2 separate regions of the Mus musculus genome follow, and region 1 is linked to region 2. The links are chromatin loops, found by intact Hi-C in ENCODE. Cell type or tissue: left cerebral cortex. All regions are shown on one strand. Links, peaks and the distances in the headings refer to the core of each region. The heading gives the core; the rest is flanking DNA.

Region 1 (11,820 bases), core at 2,464-10,463, 46 kb after region 2:
ACCACTGCCCAGCTATGTGTCTGTATTTTAAATCACCACATTATACTTCCACCCAAATAAGGTAGAGTCTTATTCTGCAGACACAGATGATTTTTGACAACAGCAGTAAAAGCTAAAAACTTAAGGTGGGATTTGGAATACTCTGGAAAGAAACCAAGGTGCATGCCTTCATGACGCTTACTGCCCCAAAAAAGAAAATAACACATTGGTAAGTAAATTAAATAGTAAGTTAGAAGCAGCTAAGTGCCATGGAGGGGGATTGGGGAGGGAGGGTTAACATAACAAAGAAGATGGGAATCTAGGAACAAAAAAAATTTACAGTGAGTAAACTCAGTCTCAGAAATCAGTTTTGTTGAAGAATCCTAACCTGACTGGAAAAGAAAGTATTATAAGAACAGGGAACCGATAAACATATCTAATGCAAAAGAGTGGCTAACTTTAAAAAGAAAACCAGATGACTCTCAGCATCACAGGAGGAAGGGGAGGAGAGAGAATACTAAAAGCTGGTAGAAGAAGCAGAGTGATCCAATAACTACTGGCTTTTTTCTATACTAATTAGATGAAAAACAACTAAACCATGTTTGTGTAAGGACAAACAAGGGCAATATCTAATTTAACTTTTTAACAATGACTCAGATTATGTTGTGCCAGGCATGGTGGCGCACGCCTTTAATCCCAGCACTCGGGAGGCAGAGGCAGGTGGATTTCTGAGTTTGAGGCCAGCCTGGCTACAGAGTGAGTTCCAGGACAGCCAGGGCTACACAGAGAAACCCTGTCTGGAAAAACCAAGGGGGAAAAAAAAAGACAGATTATTATGTTGTTAAATACAGATAAAGGCTGGGAGTACATGCAGAGATTATCTGTTAGAAGGCTATAGTAAAAATCCAGGCCAGAATGAAATTGGCTAGGACCAGGTTAGTTAACTATATGTGGTGAAAAGTGATGGAATTTTGGATATACTTTGAAGTAAAGATAACAAAATTCAAGATTTCTGAATTACTTGATAAAGGGTTTTCATGAAAGACAGGAATAAAGGATACTTCTGAAATTTTAAACTGGATGCTTGAAAGGACAGAATACTATCAACTGATGAAACATGAAAAACTTCAAATTTGACAATAAGACCCAAAGGTGAGTTAAGATACATAAAGATATCTAAGCCAACACTAAATAGGGAGTTATATACAATTACATAGTTCAAAACAGAGTACTTGTCATCCTACAGAAAGCGCTTAACCTATCAAAAGAAAGAAGACAAATCAAAAAAGATCATAAGCCAAGCTTGTAGCACTTCAGCATTAACTGACTGAAGGAAAAGAACAAATCAGCAAAAGAAACTGAGAAAGACTAAGCAGCAACAACTGTGGTGTACTGAAATTATACCAAGGAAATAATCAACTGGAAATGTTACTGCACCAAAAGAGATAGTTTTAAGTACCCATGAAATTTAACAAAATAGAAGCTGATAATGTGTTTTTGGCAAATTGATAATGTATAAGAAAACAGAGAAAAATAAAAAATATGGATACTATAACCAATTCTGTTAGTTTTACTACAAAGGGAAACCAAGCAATAGCTCGGAAAAAGAGCCCCTAACATTTTTCTTTAAAATGGGAGAAAAGGCAAAATGTTTGACTCAATAATAAATGAAAAACTTGGAACTTAGGAAGGAAAGAAAACTGCTAGAGTAATAACTGTCCTGGATTAATTCAGAAGGCAATGGAGAAGATGCCTGTAGATTCCAAACTGGAAGTTCCTTTACAAAAAGAAGTAACAAGGCAGAATGTGAGTATATGACAGCAGATGATGGTGAGTTTACAGCCCTCTGTCGATTGCTTCAGTATTTTCAGTAAACTAAAAATCAAGATCATTAACTGGGATTACTGAAGAAAATCAGGGAAGTACAAGAATTCAGTGTTGAAGAGAGCAATCATTTCAAACACAAGGCATCTATAATCTTAAAACAGTACAGGTTTCTGAGGGGCAATATCCATGTATATTTTCCTACAGTTGTCTAGCACTCAAGAAAATGCTTGGAACACAGCAGGTTATTAATAAGTGTGTGCTGAACTAATTAAATAAGTAAGCCAGCCCCTTATAGAACAAAAGACTTTTATTTCTCCACACAATCTGGCTACAAAAATCCATAATATGCTTAAGCTTTAATGAAAACCTAATTCATAAAGGGAATTTTACAGGTTGAAATGAAAAAGGAAACAGGCCAAGCAGTGGTGGTACACGCCTTTAATCCCAGCACTTAGGAGACAGAGGCAGGTGGATTTCTGAGTTTGAGGCCAGCCCGGTCTACAAAGTGAGTTCCAGGACAGCCAGGGCTACACAGAGAAACCCTGTCTTGAAAAAAATCAAGAAAGAAAGAAAAGAAAGAAAAAAAAAAAAAGGATAGGAAAGGAATGAGGAAACAGAATTAATTGCCTTGACAGGATTCAAACAATACATGAAATAAATGTATTAGATAATCTCAGTACCAAAAACTAAAACAGTTCAACCCCTCACTGTATAGTTGAGGAAATGAGGCCAAGAGCTCAATCTACTGCTATTCAAGAAGTTCACTAAAGGTGTCATAAATTCTACATGTAGAAAAGCCAAAACAAAAAACAAAAACAAAAGCTTACTTTGCCATGTTTTGCCTTCGCAGCATTACTTTGGTTGTCTGTTTCTGTCTTCTTGGTATCATCTTTTGGTTCGTCTGCCTTAGCTTTGTTTTCATCAGCAATTAAGTTTTTCTCAGTTGCACTACTTGAATTATATTCCCACTTCACAAACTTCTCTTCTACTATGCCCTTCAGCTGAAAGTCATCCATTCTTTTCGGGTCAAAGCCTTCAATCTATATAAATGGGCATTCCAAATTAGTAATAAAAAATTATTAAAAAATAAAAGAGAGAGAAAGAGAAAAAATAGAGAAACTAGAATTCCACCTTAAAATGTTTGAGCACAACACTCCATAAGAACTACACACACACACACACACACACACACACACACACACACACACACACTGCAATGCAAACGCATGCTTACCCAACTTCCAAGTAAGCAAGGAAGAAGAGGGGGTTTTCTTTGTTGAAGAAAAAACATCACCATCAAAGCAAAGCAGTAAGAAGGGATTCCACCATCAGTTTGGGAGTCAATATAGCACAGCTGCAAAATAAAATAGAAAAAAGTTCTAGCATTGAGCTTTCTTCACTCATGTGAAACACAGTAGCTCGTTCTTCACTGTTTTTGTTTTGTTTTACAAAAAGTCCAAATAAAAATGAAACCTAAGAAATAATCTGGAATCTTACCATTCAGAATATAATACCCACGTTACTGATTTCCTGAACACATCCCCCATGTTTTGATACAGGATTTTACTGTGTAGTCTAGCCTTGAACTTGCAAGCATCTTGCCACACTTGTCTTACATGCTCAAGTGTTAAAATAAATAGGGTATTGGCCGGGCTCAATTCTTTTTTTTTTTTTTTTTTTTTTTTTTGGATTACATTGATGGATTTTCGTATATTTTTTTTTCCATTTTTTATTAGGTATTTAACTCATTTACATTTCCAATGCTATACCAAAAGTCCCCCATATCCACCCACCCCCACTCCCCTGCCCACCCACTCCCCCTTTTTGGCCCCGGGCTCAATTCTTATCTCTGAGAATATCATATGCCATAAAGAATTGGTTCCTGAAGCTGGCGAGATGGCTCAGTGGTTAAGAACACTGACTACTCTTCCAGAGGTCCTGAGTTCAATTCCCAGCAACCACATGGTGGCTCACAGCCATCTGTAATGGGATCTGAAGCTCTCTTCTGGTGTGTGTGAAGAGAGCAATAGTGTACTCATATACATAAAACAAATAAATCTTTAAAAAATAATAATAATAAAAGAACTGGGGTTCCTATGGACAATTTTTTCAAAACTGTAAGGTTCAGCGTCTGATGACAGAAGTGTCTCCCAGTGAAGAATCTTGTTCAAATTCCCCTCTCCAAATGAGCAGCAACGGCCACTGCCAAATCCCTCCCCAACTACTAAGTCTTTTATTTACGATAATTTTATTTACTATAGAACTATTTTAAATTATTTGTGTGTAAGGAGCCATTTGCTTCCCTTCTGGCATGAGAACATGACTATAGTGTAACAATTAAAAATACAATGTAACCCGGTGTGGGGATATATGTCTTTGATCTCAGCACTGGGGAGGCAGAGACAGGTGGAAAGTTCAAGTTAAAGTAATGGAAGCAGGGTGTGGTGGCACACACGCCTTTAATCCCAGCACTCAAAAGACAGGCAAGAGGATCTCTGTGAATCATAGCACAGCCTGATCTACAGATGAGTTCTGGGGCAGCCAGAGCTATACAGAGAAACCCTGTCTTAAAAGGCAAAATAAACAAGGAGAAGGAAGATGGAGAGAGAGAGAAAGAGAGAGAGAGAGAGAGAGAGAGGGAGGGAGGGAGGGAGGGAGGGAGGGAGGGAAGGAAGGAAGGAAGGAAGGAAGGAAGGAAGGAAGGAAGGAAGGAAGGAAGGAAGGAAGGATGGATGGATTAACTCTTTAAAGGGAGATTAACAGCACTTGTCCTTGTAGAGGACCTCAATTCAATTCCCAGCACCCACATAGCAGCTCACAATTGTCTGTAACTCCAGTACCGGAGGCTCCAACACCCTCTTCTCACCTCCTCCTCCCCAGGTCCCAGACACCCAACACATACATTTGAGAAAAGCACCTGTACACATAAAATAAATAAATTTGAAAGAGCAATGAACATAAATTAAGTGGAAAATTCAAAAAATAAACAATTTGCAAGTCTAATTGCATGGCACTGTCATAAATGTTCTATTTTATTATTCTCTTACTTATAAATTAAACTTAACCACAAATGTGAATAATGAAAAAAATAAGTATTATAATGGTTTAGTGCTTATCTATAGTTCCAAACATCAACTTGAAGGACGGATAAAGGAACTTATTACATGCATATGAAACCTTATTTTAATGTCTTTGGTGAAATCAGTCACACAATTTTCCATGTGGGGCAGACAACTACTTTCTTCTACACATTATAAATTATATGTCAAAACAAGAAAAAGCTTGACTAATTTTCTTCTGTTCCACTTACCTTAGCCCAATAGCGAAAAGCTAGCACTAAGGGAGTGAAGACGGGTTCCACTTTGCCAAGAGCAGCAAGTAAGTCAGTTGTGAGACACGCCATATCATTTCCTGCACTTACTCTACACAGTAAAGCACTGTGAATGAGAAACAATTCATTGTATTAACGCCTTTAAAAGAAGAATGCTTCAAAATCCCAGACGCTACTCTTTTCCATCATGATATTTTAATAACTGAAACAGTTACTACAGGGACTGGAAAAGTGGCTTAGTAGTTAAGATCCTATACTACTCTTGTAGAAGACACTAGTTTCATTCTTAGCACTCACAACAGATATACATATAGATAAAAAAAATAATTGTTTTAAGTCATAGTAAACCATTTCTTCTATTTATTTCTTGTGTATGATCACATGTGTACCATGAAGTGCATGTGGAAAGCAGAGGAACTCGTGCAAGCTGGGTCCCACAGATCAGGCTCAGATGGTCAGGTATGGGGACTAGTGACTTTATCCATGGAGCCACCTTATCAGCCTACACTTGGGATATATAGATATATATGTAGATAGATATAGATAGATAGAGAGATATATAGATTTAAAAATACAATTTTAGCTCAAGAGAAAATTACAAACCTGAGCCACCATTAACACTAGCATACTTCTCTCTTAAATCATTCTCTTTTGCTTTGTCCATGATTAAAAAAATAAAACAAATTTACTAGCTATACTTCTCAACTTTAATTTCATATTCAAGCTTTCATAATGTTGTTGGTGCTTTCAATTTAAAGATTAGAATTTACTTATTAATCCATGACTCATGCTTTTGTAGAAAACAGGAGCTCCCTTAAGAATGAGAGGAATATAGTAGAGAATATCTAGAAGAGGGAAAGGGAAAAGAAAGAAAGAAAGAAAGAAAGAAAGAAAGAAAGAAAGAAAGAGAGAGAGAGAGAGAGAGAGAGAGAGAGAGAGAGAGAAGGAAGGAAGGAGAGAGAGAGAGAGAGAGAGAAAAAAAAGGAGAGGAGAGAGGAGAAAGGAGAGAGGAGAGAGAAGGGAGAGAGGAGAGAGGAGAGAGGAGAGAGGAAAGAGGAGAGAGGAGAGAGAAGAGAAGAGAATAATGAATCTAAAGCTGCATGTACCATACAGGCAGTTTAATACAATGTTAAAAACAAAAAATCACTGTTTTCTGTTTTACTATGACCTACCAGAAGTCAAATGCCTATTTTCCAGTATTGAATTTGCCTTAAAGGATATAAATTTGTACAAATCCTTACCCCTCCCAGTCTCAATTTTCTAATTTAGAAAATAAGGAAGTTAGGTTGAAAAGATGGGTTAGCCAGCTTGAAGACTTCAGTCCCATCCCTTACAACCCAACCCATCCTGGAGCCCATGAAAAGCTTTGAAGGAGAACACTAAGACTGTAAAGTTGTCTTCTGACCTTCACACATGTGTCAGGGAAAGCAATGTTCACACATACACATTCAATCTACTTAAACTAGATCACCATAAAACCTTCTGACTTTAAATAAGAAAATATGTTAGACTACAAGAAAAACAACTGAATAAATCAACAGAAAAACATCTATTTTTGTACTTTTCCCCCATGTTGACCTCAAGTAAAATTCAGCATCCTACTTGATTTTTTTAAGACAAGGCCTCACTATTTAGTCTTGCCTGGTCTGGGACTCACCATGTACACAAGCCTGGCCTCAAAATGATAGAGATCTGGGGCCTCTGCCTCTCCAGTACGGTGTATAAAACCATGCACCACCAGAACTGGCTAATTTTCCTTTTTCAAAGGTACTTTTACCCTCTCAGGCCTAGAGAGAGACATCTGACTAGAAAGACAATGAGTCATGGCAATTAAACAAAAACTACATTGTAAAAAAAAAAACACTATTTTGGGTGTGTGCACGCGCGCACATGCATGCACGTCCTTAGTGGATGTCAGAAGGCAACTTTTAGTCTCTCTTTTTACTGTGGATGTATGTCTCAGGATAAGCTCAGTTTTTCAAGCTTAGCAGTAGGTGCTCTTACCCACTAAGCCATCTCACTAGCCCCTCGATTATAATAGGCAGTAAAACCTTATCAAGAGTGGCTATTTCTTAATTTACGTTTATATGTCCAGAGCAATATAATAATTACACAAAAGTAATTGCTCTTAGCACTGTTGGGTGAGTAAATGAATTTAGACAAATAAAGAAAAAAAAAGTTTTACCTAAAGTGTTTTATTTTTAATTCTCTGCTAGCTCAATTTCTTAATCACACGCATTTGACGTGCTTTAATAGATGACAGCTAGTATAGTCAAATAAGCCTAGTAAGAAACCTAAGGCACACAATTTCTTCTCTTGAAGTTGTTTGCCACAAATCTGATTCTTTGTATGTTTTTTTTCTTTTGGGGGGGAGGGAACCCTGTGTAAATACCATGTAAGTGTTTATGATTAATGGCTTATATGGAATCCAAGGAATAGAACTCAATTTGTCAGATTTATGTGGCAAATGAGCCATCTTGCTGACCCTGGGGTGAGTGTGCATATGCATGTGAATATGTTCTTGCAAGTGTATGTACATGTTTATGTATATATTCACAAACATGGACAGATACAGTCACACATGTGTATAATAAGCAGAGGTACATAAATTGTGGGTATCTCTGACTACTGTTCTTTATGTTCCTATTTGAAACAGGGTCTCTCACTAAACCTGAAGCTCAACATTTTAGATAAGCTGGCTGCCCAGCATGTCCCTAGAAACTTCCTGTTTTTTCCAGGAAGATGACCCAGCTTGTTATCTAGGTGCTGGGGATCCAAACTCAAGTCCTCAGGTCTCGTGTTTGTGCAGCAAGCCCTTTACCCACTGAGCCATCTCCTGAGCCATACAGGCTTTTGTTAGTTTTTATAAATACCTTATTTTCTTCATTACCAACCTTTTCCGATCTTTGCACACCACAACAGGAACTTTAGCATGAAAATCAGATTCCACATCTATATATAATGCTAATAAAAGGGGGTGAAAGTAAGTTAATGTCAATATTTCTAGTAAAGAGTAAGTAATAATTTCATTCTAAAATTCACTCTCATTACTTCTGTGAAATAATTCACTCTTCTCATTACGAAAATGAACCCAAAAGAATCTCTTACCTCTCCTGGAGTCATTTGTTATATGCCACAAGCCACAACAGTATCAAATACTGTCTGAAAAATCATAAGCACCATAAGACCTCTAAAATGTGAATATTTCCAAGTAGATATGGAAATGTCACTCACGAATATACAACAAAGAGGGCATATCACTTACTTTTGAGGGCTACAGCCATAGAAGTATGTTTTGCTTTCAAGTATAGCTCTTGACCCCACCTAATTAATATTTTCAAAATCTGCCTAATAGAAGCTCCTAAGGAGACACTAACATGGGAAGAGCATATGTCTGCAGTGAAATGTACCACCAAAGTAGACTTCATGTCATAAATCCCTACTTCGGGGCCTGGGGATAGCCCAGCAGGAAAGGTTCAATCCCCAGCATGCATGTGTTGGAAGGAGAAAACAAGCATGAACAGGTATATAAAATAAATTAAACTTTAAAATTAAATATAAATATCTACTTTATGTAAAAACAGATGGATTGACATTTCATTTGGAAAAAAACTCAAAGAAAAATCTCAGTAGTACCTGATGGAATGATTTATGATTAAAAATATGTACTAGAAACCCGTTATGTCAGAAATATCTTTATACACAGTGACTATGGCAGAAAAACACAAAAAATTTTATGAGAGGTTTGAAACACAAAATATGAAAAATCTTTTAGATAGCAGGTTTATATTAAATAGAACATACTTTAAAATGCTTTTAAACCTACATATAACTTAGGATGATCTCTGATGTGAAAGAGATGAATGTTTTAAAGTTATAATAGGCTGAACACTTCTCTATAATTCTCAAGAAGCAAAAACCATTATGTTTAACTCATATTTATAATATGCTTTTAAGTTTTTGTGTATTTAAAACAAGTATGTTATTTCTTATATAAATTAATTTCCTAACCCAATGGTAACAAGCTCATAAATGGGCTAATAAGATGACTCAGCAGATAAAGGTCCATGTCTCCAAGCCTGACAACCTGAGTTTGATTCCAGGGACCCAGAAGGTATAAAAGAACAACTATCATGCATATACCACACCACCACCACCATCACCATGACACACACACACACACACACACACACACACACACACACACAAACAAACCTAAGTAATTAAAAAAAAAAAAAAAAAAAAAGGAGAAGGATGAGCCAACTAATTTACTAGGGTGTAATATATAAACTGGGGTGTGTTTTGAAATACTATACTCTTTTATTTTTATTTTGCTTGAAAGTATTTTACCTATGTAAATATCTTTTTTTCTTGTAAAAAGCATTCCAGACAAGTAATATATGAAAAAGTACTAGGCATGATTCAGTTGATACAACACAATGATTAATTTAGGCTACTATCATTGTTTCCAGTAGAAAGAAAATGGCCAGGCATGATGGGAGAACACTTTTAATCCCAGCACCCAGCACTCAGGAGGTAGAGGCATGTGGATCTATGTCACTTTTAAGCCAGCCTGGACTACATAGGGAGTTCCAGGACAGCCAGGACTATGTAGAAATCCTGTCTCAAATAAACAAACAACAACAAACAAATGAACAAACAAGAAAAGTTGAAATAAAGCATGTACACACATCTTTATTCTGCATCTCCCTCTAATTTTCTTCATCAGTGACTTTTCAATAACATGAAACAGGCCTATTTGTCTTCACTTACACATGAAATGCCCGTAACATAGTAGTTCCCCCTTTTACCTAAGGAGATTCTTTCTACACTTGATCTTAGTCAAAAGGCCAAGAAGCGATGAGGAGATACTTTCTAAAATGCCAGTAAATATCTACAATCCAAGGTAATATCAAACCCTGTAAATGCTAGCCTTTTCTTAATTATGCATGCATATGATAAATTTTAATATGTAAATTAGGCACTGTAAAGGATTACCAGGAGTAACCAAATAGAACAGAACAGTTACAACATAGAACAATTACATACATGAATGTGGACGCTTTTCTGTGCATGATATTGCAGAGTATCTAATAAGCTGGTAACTAGACAGCTACAAAAAGACTAGTGGGTGGAGCTAATAAGAATAGAATGCAATTTAAAAATGAGAAAGGTCTGGAGAGATAGTTGAGTGGTTTAGAGAACTTGTTCTTAATAAGGACCAGGGTTTAGTTCACAATACCCACATGAAAGCTCACATCCATCCATAATTCTAGTTCTTCAGGATTGGACACCCTCTTCTGACCTCTGCAGGCACACACACAGGATAAACACTCATACACATAAAATTAACAAAAAATTACTTGTTATTAAAATGTTCCACTTAATTTTCAGATGGTGGTTAGATACAGGTTACCACAGACAGCAAAACTGAGAAAGTAACTGTAGGGCTGGTGAGATGGCTCAGTGGGTAAGAGCACCTGACTGCTCTTCCGAAGGTCCAGAGTTCAAATCCCAGCAACCACATGGTGGCTCACAACCACCCATAATGAGATCTGATGCCCTCTTCTGGGATGTCTGAAGACAGCTACAGTGTACTTACATATAATTAATAAATAAATAAAGTAAACAAACAAACAAATCTTTAAAATAAAAAGAAAGTGACTGTAGCTCACTGACAGAACACATGCCTAGTGCAAGGCCCTGGGTTCCATCCTGTGGTGATCTGAATATGCTTGGCCCAGGGAGTGGCATCATTAGGAGGTGTGGCCTTGTTAGAATAAATATGAAAGTATGTCACTGTGGGTATGGGTTTTGAGCTCTCATCCTAACTACCTAGAAGCCTTCAGATAAAGAGTAGAACTCTCAGCTCTTCCTGCTCCATGCCTACCTGGATGCTGACATGCTCCTGCCTTGATGATAAAGGACTGAATCTCTGAACCTGTAAGCCAGCCCCAATTAAATATTGTCCTTTATAAGATTTGCCTTGGCCATGGTATCTGCTCACAGCAGTAAAACACTAAGACACATCCCTAGCATTGAAATAAATATATAAATAAGTAAATCCTACTTTTAAAGAGTATTAAGGGCTGGCAAGATGGCTCAATGGTTAAGAGCACCAAATGCTCTTCCGAAGGTCCAGTGTTCAAATCCCAGCAACCACATGGTGGCTCACAACCATCCATAACAAAATCTGATACCCTCTTCTGGAGTGTCTGAAGACAGCCACAGTGTACTTACATATAATAAATAAATAAATCTTTAAAAAAAAATTGTTTAAAAAAAAGAATATTAAAAGCTACTTATAAACTAGATGAAGCACTTAACATTTTTTAAATTGTCAACTTTGATACAGTTTATCTAACTTAGCCAACATGTAAATTATATTACCAGGTATCCTACTAAATGAATATACAAATATATGTATTCTTATGCATGGTAGCAATTTTAACTTTGCTATTTGTAAACGACACAGTGCATATGGTTTTAAAAAAATAGATTTTTATAAAAGAAGAAAAACAAGGAACTTACCACTTTTTTTCAGAATTCCAAGCACTTGTATCAGAAGATCTGGATGATTCATCTAAAAAGTTTCATTAAAACGGGCAAGCAGAAGGACAGTGAGAATTCAATTTGATTAAAAAGTAACATTAAAAACTCATGCTCTGGGTTTGAAAATATTA
Region 2 (11,820 bases), core at 1,415-9,414:
AAGCAAAAACACCCAGGAGGAGTAGATGGCAGGAAATAATCAAACTCAGGGCTGAAATCAACCAAATAGAAACAAAAAGAACTATACAAAGAATCAACAGAACCAAATAAAAAAAATAAATTAAAAAAAAAAAAAAAGGAATCAACAAAACCAGGAGCTGGTTCTTTGAGAAAATCAACATAGTACCCAAATTAATATCAGAAATGAAAAGGGAGACATAATCTTAAACAAAATATATCTTAAATGATTATTGTTTGTTGAATATTATATTCTATTTTCATAAATACAGATTATCTTCCTTTTTTCTCATTGTTACTCCATGATCAACAAATAATACTGACCACCCAACCTTTCCACAACCAAATATAAAAGAAAAAAAGAGAAATTACCCGAATTACCCACTGCACCATTGTTCACCAGGGAATTGGGAGCCACGGTCCGAGGCCAGTGTCCATCGTGAGAAGGGCTGGGAATTGCCATGGGCCTGGCAGCAGGCTGTGCAAAGATGATGCTGGGATCATTCAAGCCAATGTTGCTGGGGGTGCTGCCAGGTGCAGAGTGCAGCATCGGGCCGTGGATGGGCCACGATGGGGCAGGGATCTGCAGGGGGTGCATTGGCAGTAACCCCATACTGTGCATGGGTGAATAATGAGCTGGAGGTGACTGAGGAAAGTTATACAAGGGCATCTGAACCTGATGAGGGGGCTGCCCTCCCTGCTGGGGTGGGCCAAGCTTAGGCTGGGATCCTGGCTGGGATGGAGGTGGGGGAAGAGCAGATGGTTGGGGAGAATTCTGTGGAAAAGGCTGAGGCTGAGGAGAATAAGATGGTGAATCAGACTGCAGGAAAAAAAAAGATAATTTTAAAAATTAAGATTTTAAAAATATAATAGTTATTTCATTAGAGCATCAGAAACAGAACTACATTCTGTATATAACAACAAATAATAAAATCTACTTTTACATGAAGGTAAAATTTTCCCCAATGTGCTTAAATTCTCTTATATGAGTAATGATTCATAAGCCTTTTTGTTGTTGTTCAAGAAAAAAAGAGAGCCCAGCATCATAAACAACACATATCTCCTTTGTAAACTAGAAACTAACACATGCATCACTCACAGCCACTTCCATTCAGCCCCTCAGCAGCTGTGTATAGTTATAGTATAGTGTATAGTATACTGTATAGTATAGTATAGTGTATAGTATACTGTATAGTATAGTGTATAGTATAGTGTATAGTATACTGTATAGTATAGTGTATAGTATACTGTATAGTATAGTGTATAGTATAGTGTATAGTATACTGTATAGTATACTGTATAGTATAGTGTATGTATAGTACACTGTATAGTATAGTGTATAGTATACTGTATAGTATAGTGTATAGTATAGTGTATAGTATAGTGTATAGTATACTGTATAGTATAGTGTATAGTATACTGTATAGTATACTGTATAGTATACTGTATAGTATAGTGTATAGTATAGTGTATGTATAGTATACTGTATAGTATAGTGTATAGTATAGTGTATAGTATAGTGTATAGTATACTGTATAGTATACTGTATAGTATAGTGTATGTATAGTATAGTGTATAGTATACTGTATAGTATAGTGTATAGTGTATAGTATAGTGTATAGTATACTGTATAGTATAGTGTATAGTATAGTGTATAGTATACTGTATAGTATAGTGTATAGTATAGTGTATAGTATAGTGTATACTAGGCATTATTACTAGGTACTGAAAATGCATCTATGCCTTCATGAAGTTTAAAAGTTTACTGCACACAGAAATCAGGGAGCAGAAAAAAATTACACAAGTAATTATAAATAAGTATAACAATTCTTACTATGATAAAGACTGTATAATTAGACAGGCACGCACAGTAGTGTATTATGTCTGTTGTCTGAGCAGGCAGGAAGATAAAAGCTGTACAACTGGGCTACTTATTGAGACTAATCCTCTCTACACAAAAAGTGGCATTTATAGTATACAATGATAAACAGAAACACCTAACTTCAACTTTTGAAGAAATGTAGAGATCAAGGATTAAATAACTTTTAAACTGAGATTAAAAAGCAAACAGAAGCAAATCTGGTAAAAATAAGAAGATATAGAAAAGGAAAGAATATTTAACAGCAGAAATATCATGCCTGAAGATTTATGAGTGTGGTTTTGAAGAGGTTTGGTCCCATAGATTCATTTGTTTTGATGCCTGCCCAAAGAGAGTGGCACTATTAGGTGCAACCTTATTGGCATACATGGGGCCTTTTCAGAGAAAGTTTATCACTGTGTAGATAGGCTTTGAGGGTTTCTATGCTTGTGCTCTGCAGACTATGTCTGCCTGTCTGGATGCTGCCATGCTTCCTGCCAGGCTGATAATGAACTGACCCTGTGAAAATATAAGCCAGTTCTAATTAAATGTTTCCTTTGTAAGAGTGGCCGTAGTCAAAGTGTCTCTTCACAGCTGTAAAACCCTAACTAAGAAAATGGGCATGGAAACACTTAACTGTTTAAGGTAACTGAAATCTAAGAGAAGTTAAATAGTGACTACACAGCTAAGGGAATAACCTACCTGAAGCTTAAAAAACTAAACAGAAATAATGCCAGGAGGCAGGCAGGTGGATCTTGGTGAGTTGGATGCCAATCTGATCTACAGATCAGGGCTACCCAGAGAAACTCTGTCTCAAATAAGAAACAAAGAGCTGGAGAGATGGCACGGCTGCTTAGGAGCACTGGCTGCTCTTCCAGAGGATCAATTCCCAGCAACCACATGACAGCTCACAATTGTCAGTAACTCTAGTTCCAAGGATTCTGATATCCTTACACAGATATACATGCAGGCAAAACACCAATACACATAAAATAGAAAGTAAGTCATGAAAACAAATTATACAATGATCAGTAGGTATGCCTGCCAGCTTCAGGATTCAAGGCCACCCAGTTCTTCTCTCCATTATAAAAAAAAGCTAACAAAAACAGAAACAAGGAAATGAGAGCTCCTGTGTTTTATATATCATATCATTTATGCAACCTACACAAAAGCAGTACAAAACCACTGAAAATTTAAACCATACCAGAAATATAATCAACTTGCAATTTATAATTTTTCTGATTAGTAATAATGAAAAACTTTTTAAAGAAAACATTGATGGAACTAATGAAAAGGGTGTGATAGAGTCTGATTTCTCATTTAGTATTCTGCTCTTTTGCAAGTTTTATTCTCATTCAATAGATATCCACATGTGAGGGGAATAAGAATGTACACAAAGCTGGGCAAGGTGGCACGCACCTTTAATCCCAGCACTTGGAAGGCAGAGGCAGGTGGATTTCTGAGTTCAAGGCCATCCTGGTCTACAAAGTGAGTTCCAGGACAGCCAGGGCTACAGAGAAACCCTGTCTCGAAAAACCAAAAAGAAAGAAAAAAAAGAATATACACAAAAGTTATTTGCTAATCTGGGCATGGTGGCATACATTTTCAATCTCAGCACTGAGGAGGAAGAGGTGGAGCTCTAGGCCAACCCAGTCTACACTGTAAGCTCTAGGACAGCCAGGGCATGAGATTGGAGGGAGAAAGAAAAAGAGAGAGAAAGGGAGAAAGAAGTTAAGCTACAGGCAAGTAAAGGACTATGAAGCTACTACCCTAAAGGCCATGGCTTCACAACATTATTACAAACAACAACAATAGCTATGTTATAGCTAACTTAACTTTGGTTGTCAACTTGACTACATTAGAAAGTAACTAAAACCCAAGCAGATAGGTACACATGCGAGGGATTTTTTTTTTTTTTTTTTTTTTGCTTGCCCTCAATCTAACTATCTATACTGGACCATTTCTTTTATGGTGCTAGCTGGAATCTACATCTTTGAAATTCCAACATGAATTGAAAACTGGCTGCTCTATAGGACCTTCTTGGAGCTCTAACACCAGAGTGAGGCTGCTGAGACATCTAGTCCCAAGCACTCAACAACTACCAGATCCTTGGCCTTTCTGTCAGGAGAAAGCCATTACTGGATTAAGCAGACCACAGGCTGTAAGCCACTCTTAACACACACACACACATACACACAAACTCATATTCATTCTATCAATTCTGTTCCAAAGACAATCTTGAATAACACCCTATACGTACAAAGAAATCTGAAAACAGTAGAAAAATTCAAATTCAAAGAAATGTTCTGAAAAAATAATGCTACTAACTAAAGCGCATACACTGAGTATTGCAATAAATGAATAGTCTTACACTTTAGTAGATATATTAATCCCCCTTTCTGAGACAGGGTCTTGGTACCTGGATCAGGTTGGCTTATAACTCAAGATGTTGATCTTCCAGGCATCTCTATCACTATCCCCAGTTCCCAACCCCTCTTTTAGTAAAACTCAACAAAACATATCACAGTGGTGTAATTTTACCTTTTTAAACACTATACATAAAAAACTAGTTTCCTTTCCTACATTTAGTCATTAGTAGTCTCTAAAAGAGGAAAATAAAACTGAATTTATCCTAGCAAACTAGGTTCAGCAACAAATGAAGAATATGAAATGTGAAAAAGAACATTTCAACATTATTTTAATAACAGTGATACTTTACTACTATGCAAAGTTAATACCTAATCCTATATATTAGTTATTATAAAAAATGAGAAAGCAGGCCCATGTAAATTAAGCAGCTATAACATGAATATTAATAGGAACACAAATGTTATTTTATGGGCGTAGCAAGGACAACTCTGCAAATTTTCATGTGATCTTCAATATTACACATCAGGTGTGATGGTTGGTGTTAACTGTTGTGGTAGGCTAAATAGGAATCCCCCATAAACTCATGTGTGTGAATGCTTGGCCCATAGGGAGTGGCATTATTAGGAGAAAGGCCTTGTTGGAGAAAGAATGTCTCTGTGGAGTGGTCTCTGTGGGATGGTCTCTGAGGTCTCATATGTTCAAGCTAAGCCTAACATGGCAGTTTCCTTCTGCTGCCTGCAGATCAAGATGTAGAACTCTCAATACCTTCTCCAGCACAATGTCTGCCCACATGCCATGATCATGGTGTCTTTTGACAGCAATAAAACCCTAAGACAACTGTCATCTTGGCAGAGTCTAAGACTCTGGGGGAGACGGGTCTCTTTCTCGGCAAGCCTACTGAATTGGTATCCTTTTCTTGGCCAGGACTCTAGACTGTATAAAATGTGAGGAGGATGGTGAGTGTGCATTCATCCCTTTCTAGTTCCTTTCTTTGGATGTGATGTGACAGCTGCTTCAAGCTCCTGCTGCCTTGACAAACAGGGAACTAATATAAATTCTTTCTCCCTTAAGTTGATTTTGATGGCATATTTTATTATAGCAAGAGGAAAAGACAATTGTGTTCTCTTCCTGTCAAACTCATTCATAGGCAGAGTACTTACACATTCTGAAGACTGTCTGGTCCTTATGGACTGGTCACTCTGTTGCTGCGCTGAACCAGCCACCTGCTGAGCATTTACAAGGTTACGGACCAGCTGGGCTGCTGAGAAAAGACATCACAGAAAAAGAAAAAATCAAGATACAGAAAAAGCAGGCAGGCACATTGTTTTACATCTACTATCTCAATGTGTGAAGCACTAAGGCAAAGATTTCTGTGAATTCAAGCCCTGGCCTGCCCTGCCCTGCCCAATGAGCTCCATGCCAGCACTGGGTAGAGTATGAGACTATATCAAGCAAACAAACAAACAAACTGCGCAGGAAAGTAACAGCAATAAATAAACAGAAATCAAAATTAGAGAATATTGATTTTAATGGCATTAATTTTTGTGGTACTATGGGTTGAACACAGGATTTCCTATGTAAGGCAAGTCCTCTACACTGAGCTACAAAGCCTAAATTCCAGTGTCTTAGCAATTAATTGTCTATAAATTTTATCCAGCTATACTTTTTTAAATAAGGCTGGCATTGATTACAGAAAGTACAGTAGTACACACATAAGCAATAGATATAGATTTCTCAGAAGAGCAGACTGAAGCAAACTTTTGCACGATGATTATTTTAGAGAAAGATATGTACCACTGCTCCCTAGCCCAGCCACATGCTGAGATCAAAGCCAGGCATTGCATATGGACTCTACCATTGACCTGTATCCTTTTCCCCTTGGTTTTTGTTTTTAAATTTTTATTATAATCTATTTCATGTGTATTAATGTTTTGCCCACATGTATGCTTATGCACCAAATGCATGAAGGCAAGAGGCAACACTAGATCTCCTGCAGCTCAAGTTGTAGGCAGCTGTCCATTCCCTATCTAAGATGATGGAACTGATCAGGTGCCCTCGCAGAGTAGCAATGAACAGCTGAGCCATCTCTCCAGGCTCTGAACCACCTGGACACACAGTTTTGTTATATGTCCTATGCCAGCTGCGTATTTCTCTCTCAGGGATAGTGGGCTTAAAAGATACTGTCCAATTTCTCATGTAAATTGTTTTTTTCTTTTTTCTGAAATTTTTTTAAATTTGAAACTGTAGAGCATCATTGGAGAGCCTTGTACATGGAAGATTTGTACTCTTATTGAACTAAATCCCTAGCCCAGATCACTTTAAAATTAATACCTAAAGCCAGATATTATATATCTGTAATTCCAGGGAAGCTAATGCAGGAAGACCACAAATTTGAGGTCAGCCTGCATTATATAGCAAAAGTGTCCCCAAAATGAAGTATACTAGTAGTGGGGCTGTAGCTCAGTAGTAAACCATGTGTTTAGTGTGTACAACGGCCTTGGTTTGATCCCTAACAACAAGGAAATTAACATTTGCAACTATTGTTTTTATCTTTTCTTACCTGCCACACTACTATTCCTCTGGCGGGCCATCTTGACCTCTGGGCATTCGCGGCGAACATGTCCAGCATCTCCACATATGAAACACCTAAGGTCTCGGGAGTCAAGAAGGTCACGGGAGTCTTTTTCTTCTTCGTTCCCTTCCTTCTCTTCTTCACTGTCTTTCTTCTTTAGTCTAAACAGTAAACTGCTGATACCAATAATGTGGAGCCAGGAACTTACAAATTGATGATTCACAAAAACTAAACCATATATAATGAAAAACGGACTAACATACACAACTCTATGCTGTTATTTTTTAAAGAAAGCTACTTCTACTTATAGCATACCTAAATCATATAACAAAAATTAAGTATCATAGTCGTTTTATGACATTATTTGTTTGTTTATTTATTTAATTTTTGAGAAACGCTCTCACTATACAGCTTGCTATGTAGAATCCACCAGCCTCCAAGTCAAAGATCTTCCTGCCTCCACCTTTCAAGTACTGGGATTAAAGGGGTTTCCACAGTCCTCAGCCACTTGAAAAAAGTTTAATCTCCAGTTTTAAACTTCTAAGATCCTTAGAGATTGCTACTTATTGCTACTGTAAAGACAGTGGTTTAGAGAAAATAAGCACCTTGCCTAAGACAGAAGACAGGGCTTTTCTGTTTAATAACTTCCAAATGCATGAGTCACATACATATCTTCTCTTCTGTTATTATTGGTTTTTTTTTGTTCTAGATTTGTTGTTGCTGCTGCTGTTCTGAGACAGGATCTTTCTATTACATAGGTCTGTAATTCACAGATTTCCCTGCCTCTGCCTCCCAAGTGCTGGGATTAAAGGTGTGTGCCACCATGTCCAGACCAGCAGATATATCTTGAGGTGGTATAAAGGACATGTGTTTCTCAATTCAAATCATATACAGATACAGCCCAACATGTAGCTCTAGGATTCAGTTTACTGTATGAACTTGCATTAACTAGGAAGTCCTTTTCTTCTTGCTCATAGCAGTTCCAAACACATAGCATGTTTCAATAAACATTTCTATTTAAAAAAAACTGAGTGAATAAGCAAATGATATAAGAGTACCATTAACAAAAATTCCTCTCAGATGAACATTTATTTACTTAAAAGCCAATTAAAAACCTTGAACTTAAAAAAATTAAACTTTCGTACTTAAGACACTTCTGAATAAAATTATAAATACAAGTTAGTCTCACATATACTTTCCCTATAATGTTAATAGAAAATGATTTACCAACCTTTTCCTTTTGGGACAGTCTTTCATGTAGTGACCTATTTTTCCACACACACGGCAACAACGATCATTAGGAGCCAACTCTCCATCTGTTAGTACTCTTGAATCAAAGAAGTACTCCTATAGAAATAATACAATTTTATTATTAAAAAAATGTAAAATGTCCAAAATACAAAGATCGATATGAAAAAAAGTCCCAACATTAGCAAATATTTCACTGTAATTGAAATTTTGGACAAAATAAATAAAATTTAGAATTATGCCAGGTGGTGGTGGTGGCACACATCTTTACCTATTACTTGGAAGACAGAGGCAGGTAGATCTCTTAAGTTTGAGGCCAGCCTGGTCAACAGAGCAAGTTCTAGGAAAGCCAGACATACAAAGAGAAACCTTGGCTTAAAACAAAAATAATTAATTGATTTAAAAAATTAGAATTATTATAAAGTCATAGGTGGTAACAGAACTAATACTTTGTATCCACCACATTATAGAGTACAATGCAAAGAGGCTACAGAGAAGTGGAACCTCAATAAATTAAATGTTATTTTCAACTACAATTTATGAAAAAAGAAACTGCACCTCAGAGATTTAAATCATTTGCACATGGTAATGAAATTGGCTAGGTTTCATATGAAATATTTAAAGTTTTCTCTTTAATGATTACAAAGCTCATGCTTTCTGTTAAACAATGCTACTCCTACAAAGAATTTCTAGTCCAGCCGATTCAGAGCTCTGTTACACAGAAAAACCCTGGTTCAAAAACAAAAACAAAAATCCCCGGCCACCACCCCAACCCATAAAAACCAAAGGAATTGTTCTCCTTTCCAAATGACTTTATATAAAGAAATCATCTTGCTTAATTAGATTTGCAATTAAAAAAATAAAAAAACATGTGTATGGGTATCTGTCCATGAGGTTACATGGACCATGTACATGCAGGAGCCCAGGAGGCAAGAGGGGGGCATCAAGTCTGCTGAAGCTGGAATAACAAGTGGTTGTAAGCTGTCCATGTGGGTGCTAGGAACTGAATTATGAAGTGCTCTTAATGACAGGGCCATCTCTTTACCTCTGCAAATAGCCTTTAAAGAATATGTAATACTTACCATATGTGTGTGTGTGTGTGTGTGTGTGTGTGTGTGTGTGTGTGTGTGTACATAGATATATATATATACATATGTGTGTGTGTATATATATATGTATATTGTGGAATGTACCTGAGAAGTCTAGAAAACATTTTTCAAGTCTCCATACTAAGTTGATTTCTCTTTTTTCCTAGCCCTTGCTGAACCTTGTCAATGCTCGGTTTTTCAGGAACACTAGTCTATCCTAAGAATAGCTATACTCCTGGAAGCCAGGAAAGCAAATTTGTTGCTGATAAAACATTGGGAAACATAGAATAAAAGTAAGAGATACCAAAATAAGTTGGTAATAAAAATAATTGAATATAAAACAATGGTCAGTGTAGAAAAACTGAAAACCATATATATTTCTGGTTATGACTGTAAAATAGCAAAGCTAAGTTAAACACACAAGCATATGAATAATCAATGAAGCCAGGAATTCTACTTCTTGGAGTAGTTTAATGAAAACATAGTCATGAAAAAATTACCCATATATTCATAAAAACACTGCTCATAACAGCTACAGCACAAAAGCAACCCAATTAAACAACTAACAAATGGATGATTAATATAGTATATTTATATAGTGGAACACTATTCAGCCTTAAGAAGAAATAAAGTATTGACACATGCTACTACATGTAGGAAATATAAAATTATGTTTAGTAAAAGAAACCAGGACCAAAAAGATCACATATTGCATGATTCTAACTGAACAAAAAGAATAAACTCTAAAAGAAGACTAATGGATTAAGAATAAGAAAGAGGAACTCTCTTGGAGCCTGTCCTATGATCGGGAGTTCTTTCTTACTTTCCATAATGACCCTCTGCTTCCTCTTCTTAAAGAAGAGGAGGAGGAGGAAGAAGAAGAAGAAAAGAAGGAGGAAGAGGAAGAAGAATGTGTATGTGAATGAGGTAGGGGAGGAACAACTAGAGAGATGACCCTAAATTAAGAGCAATTACGGCTCTTACAGGAGACCAAATTTCAATCTCAAGAACCTACGTGAAGCAGCTCACAGCTGTCTGTATCTCCAGCTACAAGTGGATTAACACTTCTGTATTCCAAGGACAGATACTCAAGTGTACAAACCCAGACAGCAATCAGCATGCAACCAAATAATTCAAGTGCAAAATATATCTTTAAAAAAAAGAACTCAGAAATAAAAGTAATATACATTTTGTTGATATAGTTGCCAAATATTCAGCCTAGTGAAAAGCTCTGAATTATACTTTATCAGAATTACACCTCTTGGGAGCGGGTGGGGGACTTTTGGGATAGCATTGGAAATGTAAATGAAATAAATACCTAATAAAAAAAATTATCAAAAAAAAAAGAATTATACCTCAACAAGAATGTTTAAGCTAGTATAGTAACATGCAAGCAGGCAGCCAAATGGCAGAGAGAGAGTCTAGAAAATGAATAAAGAAGCCCAAGTATTAAAGTATTACAGCAAACATGCTTAGAATGGACACAGAAATAAACTCAGGCAGACTTAAGAAACTAAATGACAGAGGCCCTGTAAGACTGACATCCATGGACTACAGGTATGTACCACTATGTATAATTATAATTCTATTTTCTACAAAACACTGAACAATAAACAAATAAAAACAGCAAAAAATTTTCCTTTATCATTTTTCCAGTTGCTTAAGGCAGAAACAGGCATCATCCAGACTGTTATTCTTTATCTATCATGACTAATTAATCATCTGGTAGTGGCCATTCTACTCCTAAATGATCTTCAATTCATGTTTTATTACCTCACCATTAGTGACCTAGTTTTGAGATTTGAAATATTATGAAAATAATTACTTTAAGACATTTAGGTGATAGACAAACATGAAATGTAATTCAAGAATCTGCGTAATGAAAGAGCAAAAATATTTGCAAAAATTTATATATTTAAGAAAGTCAAACTATGTAATTTACTGATTAAGAGGAATGTAATTTTATGAGTGTGTGTGTAGAGAAAGTAATTTACTTGAGGTTACAAAGATAGTGTTTTAAATCAAAATCCATGGCAAATATCTGTAATCCATCTCTAACAAGAAGGAAAAAAAGGAAAACTAAATAAAGTGGGTCACCAACAATCTGCGTGGTGTGTCTCTGACCTGGAACCTGTTGCCTGCCTTTGGATCCCTTTCTCCCAGCTGGGCGACCTTGTTTGGCCTCAGTGGGGGAGGAGGATGCACTTAGTCCTGGTGAGGCTTGATGTGCCAGAGTAGGTTGAAAAGAGGCAGAGTGGGATGGGGGCTCCCTCCCTTTATCCTCTAACTTAGTGAAATTTGATTAAAACAAAACATAAAACATTTTCAAAAAACTTAATTATTTATGTGAGTATCTGTATGTATGTGTGATGTGTGCACACCATATGTATGCTGCCTGGTGCCCATGGAGGCCAGAGCCCTAGAACTGTAGTTACAGACAGTCGTGAGCTGATGTGGGTACTGGGAACTGAAGTCTACAGGAGCTATTAATATCTATTGCATCATGTCTCCAACCCTTTAAAATAAGTTTTATAGGATGAGAGATTACAAGTAACTAAAGATATAATAAGACTATCAAATTTTACTGAAAGTCCAGCTGAGGGTGGCAAGTATTAATTTATAATTCTACTAAACTTTAGAAATTGTCTAGGTTTATGACTCTTTTCC

The links. Peaks named below come from ENCODE experiments on the same cell type or tissue, not always from the same donor. Only the 100,000 strongest peaks of a DNase experiment are listed, where the experiment ranks them.
Region 1: a loop joins it to region 2, with 2.2 times the contacts of the local background. A loop is called at or near these places in 8 of 42 quality-filtered maps.

What each region holds. Positions count from the first base shown.
Region 1 is chr4:108,499,247-108,511,066 of GRCm38, reverse strand. Tut4 (terminal uridylyl transferase 4) reads right to left here. Exons shown (of 31, transcript NM_175472.4): 8 at 11,669-11,720; 9 at 8,032-8,101; 10 at 5,117-5,243; 11 at 3,041-3,160; 12 at 2,634-2,846. Among named protein-coding and RNA genes, the nearest start is that of Gm23138, 7.1 kb to the right of the region's middle. In left cerebral cortex, for the core only: no CTCF peak of the experiment used is centred there; no DNase peak of the experiment used is centred there.
Region 2 is chr4:108,544,399-108,556,218 of GRCm38, reverse strand. It overlaps Tut4 (terminal uridylyl transferase 4), which reads right to left. Exons shown (of 31, transcript NM_175472.4): 26 at 8,049-8,164; 27 at 6,806-6,978; 28 at 5,406-5,506; 29 at 390-837. Among named protein-coding and RNA genes, the nearest start is that of Gm22345, 13 kb to the right of the region's middle. In left cerebral cortex, for the core only: no CTCF peak of the experiment used is centred there; a DNase peak (open chromatin) is centred at 5,124.